Regions from separate parts of the Mus musculus genome. Here region 2 is linked to region 1. Evidence: chromatin loops called from intact Hi-C (ENCODE). Cell type or tissue: heart. All regions are shown on one strand. Links, peaks and the distances in the headings refer to the core of each region. The heading gives the core; the rest is flanking DNA. Region 1 has its middle 56 kb from the start of Mpdz. Region 2 has its middle 1.7 kb from the start of Gm11267.

Region 1 (2,922 bases), core at 217-2,716:
TCTTTTGAATGTTCCTGGATGATAATTTAGGAGGTTTCTCATGCCTAGCACTGGGGCTTTTGTTAAATTGCTATGGCCCTTGAAATGAACTTTGTCATCCCAAGGGGTATATATATATATATATATATATATGTGTGTGTGTGTGTGTGTGTGTGTGTGTGTATGTATGTATATGTGTGTGTATACTCTTACACTTATATAATTTTAAGAAAACAAAACAATGTGCAGCTAATGTAGTGCAAAGTATTAATGTGTGTTCAGAATGAGATTGCAGTGATGTCCTAAGATACAACACAAGTGAGTGCTTCCAGAAACATATCAGATTGACTCTGTGCTTGGCTCTGAATTAGTTTTTGGTTGCTGTGTGTTCAGAAACCCTTTCCTTTTGTCATATTTTGCAGCCCTCACATTAATGTATTACGGTATGTCCCACTGTTTAAGAAGCATGGCTTAAGCACCAGGTCTCTTGTTATGTTTTTGCAGAGTTGGACAGTTTTCTCTAAGGTTCATTTCTTTGCACTAGGAATGGAGGTGCACGAACACACACAGAGCATCGAGAGATGTTCATGGGATACTTTCTGCAACATTACTTTAGATTCCTTGTAGCCAGAAACTTTAATATTTATGCCTTCACTCTCCTATCTTGGGGAGTAAGCACCAACTTTCTAGGTTGCCATAGCTAGAGAAAAGGAATGGGAGGGTCATGTGGAGGTTGGATTGCTCCCAAAGACACCAGAGATGGAAGGTGGCTGGAAAAAACTTATATATAGAGGTGTAGGTCAGATAGAAGCAGAAGATGATCTGAACTTTGTCACACTCTATTAGCTTGAACAAGGATTTTGGCTTCTCTGAATGTCTGTTCTCTTCTTCCCCTGAGAAATAAAAATAACAGCACATACCTTAGGGACCATTATAAGAACTGAATGAGAGAGAGAGAGAGAGAGAGAGAGAGAGAGAGAGAGAGGAAACAGAGAGAGTGAGACAGAGAGAGACAGAGTGAGACAGAGAGAGAGAGAGACACAGAGAGACACAGAGAGACACAGAGAGAGGCATCGAACACAGAAACAGTTTTTAGTGGAGAAATACAGACTAACAAATGCATGGAGAATCCTTATCCTCCCAAGTAAAATGTCATTTTCACATTTTTTATTATGAAAAAAAAAAGTGTCTGAAACTAATTACTTGACCTTGGTGGGGAAATTCAGGCCTAGAGAATGAAAATGAGTGCCTAGGAGTCTACTGTTTAGAAGAACTAGGAGTGTTTCTTTACCAGTAGATGTCACTGCAGGCATTACACACGGACTATTTCTAGGGGAAAAAAAAGTCTCCTGTGAGTGTTGGTATAATTAAATTGGTAGAATACAGTTATGATAGGCATAAAGGGTATTTATTCTGAAAAGCAATATATTTTATCATGGTCATGAACTTGTAAAAACATTGGCTTAAGGAAGCTAACGCTTATGCCTTAAATAGGCTTTAATACAATATATAGCATAAGTAATAGAAGTAATAGAAACTTACGAGGCTTTGAATATATACAGTTGACTTTCCTGGATGTGATAAGGTTTGCTCTTTAGCATTATCCTACAGAATCTGACTCATAGAAAGAATTTGACGGGAAGTCACAGATCTGACTTCTACCCTTTAAATCTTTGTACATTTGACATTTTATTTCTCCAAACAGCCTTGTAAGATTTCCTAGGGAAAGAAAGATCTTTAGCTGGCTTAATATCAGCTCTCCTATTTCATCTTTCTCTGGCTCCTTAAGCATATAGTGTCCTATATCAGGAAGTTAAGTCACCAAGTCTTTCAGAAAAGTACATTTAATGGTGCCTGGGGAACTTACACAGAGACATACTGGCCACAATGAAACAGATCTCTGTTCCTTTTCTCCTGTGGTCTCAGCTGACTCCTTAATGTAGTTAGCTGGCAAGGTTGAGTTAAACTGCAGTGTGTAGTGTTCTCATAGAAATCCCTGCACTTGGAATTCAGTGGCTCTTTGGAGGTGAAGGGAATTCTTACCTATGCAGAACTTAAGGGCAAGGCGTGTGAATGTGGCCCCCAGCCACCCTGAGACTGAACTTCTCCTTACAAATCTTAGTTTAAGGTGATCATAGAGTTTTTCAAGGTGGTTGGAGGGCAATCTAACTTACCTAGGATGTTCAATGATGAACTCAGTATTTTTAGTAATAAATTAAAAAGTTATTTCAGTTTTCAAACTAGAAACTCACATATTTATACCTGCCCTGATGTGGGATGTTCTGGCCAGGCTTACGTCTACTGAGTTCATCAAGAAAGAGGAGAAAACCCAAGACACTTGAGTGTATCATCTCCCTGATGCTGAGTTGCTCTTGAAATAGTATGTTACTTTCTTTTCTCTTCCATCTCCCAAAGCAGGCTTTTAAGAGTCTCCTTTCCCTCACAGTGCTAGGATCTCATCTGGTTTGTATCTGTTGTAGGTCTTGTGCATGGTGCTGCTGTCTTTGTGAGTTCTGAGGGTCTTTTTGATGTCGCATGCCTGATCCATCATGACATGTCCAAGAACTGAGTTTCTCCCAAAGAAATTATATTACTGAAAAAAATCAATGCTTTGAGAAATAGTTACAAAGTACCTTAACACAAATTAATAGGTCTTCACCAACTGCAAATGCAGATGCTCCTTACAAATCCCACACTGTAGATCCCACAGTGGAGGCAAAACAATGATAAAGGCTTACTTCTGTCAACTGAATGACATAACTTGGAGTTTTTTTAGAGCAACATTCATACATTAAGTCTGGTGCATACTAGTTGACAAAGGCCAGTTTAGTAGATAGTTCAAACTTTAGGCTTGTAGTAAAATAGACCACCAACTGATACACTTTGAACACAGTGGTTAGAACCGTTCATTTAGTATTAATTCATTTTGTCAGCATGCCTTAG
Region 2 (2,922 bases), core at 170-2,669, 1.1 Mb after region 1:
ACTTTGATATTTAATATTAAAAGAATTATAAACAATGATTTATTTCCTCACTGTGCCTTCAAAAGTGTATTAAAATCAGTTCACTTAGATTAGATTTTTATGTAACTCACAAGTTACATTCAAGTGAAGTAAAAGCAACATTATATGTTTGCTTACCAGAGGGATTGCCCTGAAAAGGCACCGAGTGTTACAATCTTTAGTGGGATTTTTAAAATTACCTCTATATTACAGGTTGTATTGCTATTCTTAATAAATCAAGAAATTCTTGTTGGTTAAGCTAATCAACTCGGTAAATAAACATTTACCCTGTAACGTAAGTGACATAATATTGCCTGGTGTTCTTTTGTGTCTGGCCTCTTTGCAGTGTTTCAGTTCTCTTGTCTTGTGTATGGAATCTAAGACAGTTGACTTCGGCACACACAGCAGCTAATCAGTCCTTACAAACAATGCCTTGTCCAGAGAGCAGCACACACACACAGACACACACACAGACACACAGACACACAGACACACACACTCACACACACACACACACACATCTTCCTTCACAAACTCATCTCCAAGTTCAAAGTTGCAATCGAAAGTGTGCCGTGACAGTAAGCAGCATCTTGGAGATAGAATATACTGTAAAATTGTGTTATGTATGTTGTTTCCTTAAAGTAGTTCCATTTGTACTGCTGACTAACGACTTAATTCGTCCACATAACATGCAAGATGTTTTTGTTCAGGATAAGATACATGCTCAACAAATGTACAGAAAAAAAATGTACAGAAAAAATATATGCATTTTTGCTGGTGGGCTTGTAAACCTTAGTCTGTTCACACTGATATTTTTAAAATGAAACTGAGGTTACAAGCTATGTGTGTTCTTCAGATTGATTGATTATTTATTCATTTTAGTCATTTATTTTGACCTGGGTTTGGATTTTTGAGGCAGCAGGTCTGTTCAAAGTGTCCTATGCACACTCAGTAACAAGCAGCTCACAACTGTAACTTGGGTTAAGCTACCAGCTACGAATAAAAGTCACTAGGAGACACACCAAGGCAAACCTAAAGCAAACAGCCTGCTTATCACATAATGACTACCGAATAAGGCAAATATTAGCAAAGCAAAGCAAGCCAGGGGCCCTCCACCTCAGGAAGAAGAAATAAGACAGAGACAGCAAACCAGCTGGAGCGGTACTGATTCAAACCTGAGGAAAAGTGGGTCAGGACTGACATCTGCTGGTCTGGTTAATGAGATGTTGCCCATTGAAACCAGATCCTGGGAGAGCAAATCACTGATGCTCTCTCTGTGACTGGAGTTAGGAGGAGGCACAGGCTTGGCAGAAGCCTCTCTAGGAAGCCATCTGCAAAGAGGCCAACCTTCAACCGAAGCCTCACTTCCTTTCTCTCCAATGTTTTGCCCTGGTAACCAGGAATGCTTTCCTAAGCTCCTCTAAGCAAGGAGAGAATGTTGTGCGGGTGGATTCCACTGAGAGGACCAATCTTCCAAAAGCAAGTGGTCAACTGGGTGCTAAGACATTTGAACAGGAATTCCAAGGTTTTATCAGAAGAGTCACTGGATCAAATTAATTCAAAAGGGTAATTTCTAGTCAAAATTCTGTTGTTATCAACTTGGAGGACATTCAGTTGTAGGATATAATAAATTAATTAGCTTTGATTTCTACCCATCTCTCTTCCACCAGCACCATTTTGCAACAGGGTCTTGTCTTGCTGCACAGACCCTGGATTTGTGACATTGTATCCTCGTGAGGCCTTGTTTCCATTCTCTGGCTTTTTTTTTTTTTGAGAAGGTGGGGCCAGGCTGGCTGTTCTCGAATGCACAGAGACGTGCCTGCCTTTGCCTCCCTGAGTCCTGGTATTAAAGACATGTGCCTCCGCATCTAGCCTCGATTCTCTGGCATCCTACTCTTCTGCCTTTACCAAGACCGGTGTCCTAACTGACTTGGTAGCTACAAGATTCTTGGGATGGTTATCTATCTTTCTCAAGCCACCTTCTCATTTCCTAGGACAGTTTTCACTCTATAAGTAGACACTTAATAAATATCTTCTGGCTCACTTTGATAATTCTGTATTTTTTTTGTTACTTTATTTATTTACATGTCAAATGTTGTCCTCCTTCCCGGTCTCCCCTCTGCAAACCCCCCACCACATCCCCCCTCCTCCCCTTTGCCTCTTAAGAGGGTGCTCCTCCACTCACCCTCCCACCCACTCCCGCCTCATCCCTCTAGCATCACCCTACGCTGGGGCATCAAGCCTCCACAGGACTAAGACCCTCCCTTTCCTTGATGCCAGATAAGGCAATCCTCTGCTATATATGGAGCTGCAGCCACAGACTTCAGTATACCCAGCCATGTATACTTTTTGGTTGGTGGTTTAGTCCCTGGGAGCTCTGGGGTGGGGGTCTGGTTAGTTGATATTGTTGTTCTTCCTATGGGGTCAAGATGCCCTTGGTAGTTCTGTATTCTATATCCCCTTGGTTGTTCTTAGGAATGGGACTTCCCCACGGCAGATCTGAACAGAACCCAGAAATACTGGTTTGCATTGACAAGAAATAATTTGAGCATTCCAGAAGTGTTCAGTATCATATCATTTTAATTATCTAGGGAAGATGACATTTTAAGGTTTGTAATGAGAGTATTAGGTCATGGATCATAGAAATTCTTTTCCAGAAAAATCTTTCGTAGTCTTTACCCATTGATAAGAGTGAACAGGTGGACCAGAGAACTTTTCTCCCACCCTCTGGCTACAATGAATTCCAAAGTGCTGTCAAAACTGTCTATTGAGGCTGGCGGGATGGCTCAGTGAGCAAGGACAGTGGCTGCAGCTGCACAGGCATGGCAGCCTGGGGCTCAGACACTAGTCCCTACATACAAAGACAGGTGTGGCTGTCTGCACCTGGAACCCAGTGCGGTCAGG

The links. Hi-C counts contacts between places; a loop is a spot of excess contacts. Peaks named below come from ENCODE experiments on the same cell type or tissue, not always from the same donor. Only the 100,000 strongest peaks of a DNase experiment are listed, where the experiment ranks them.
Region 2: it touches region 1 in a loop (7-fold over the local background); 5 of 42 quality-filtered maps call a loop at or near these places.

The regions. Positions count from the first base shown.
Region 1 is chr4:81,497,053-81,499,974 of GRCm38, forward strand. No RefSeq gene overlaps it. Among named protein-coding and RNA genes, the nearest start is that of Mpdz, 56 kb to the left of the region's middle. In heart, for the core only: a CTCF peak has its summit at 1,269 (motif pointing right); no DNase peak of the experiment used is centred there.
Region 2 is chr4:82,588,482-82,591,403 of GRCm38, forward strand. No RefSeq gene overlaps it. Among named protein-coding and RNA genes, the nearest start is that of Gm11267, 1.7 kb to the left of the region's middle. In heart, for the core only: a CTCF peak has its summit at 1,231 (motif pointing left); a DNase peak (open chromatin) is centred at 1,220; H3K27ac peaks cover 809 bases.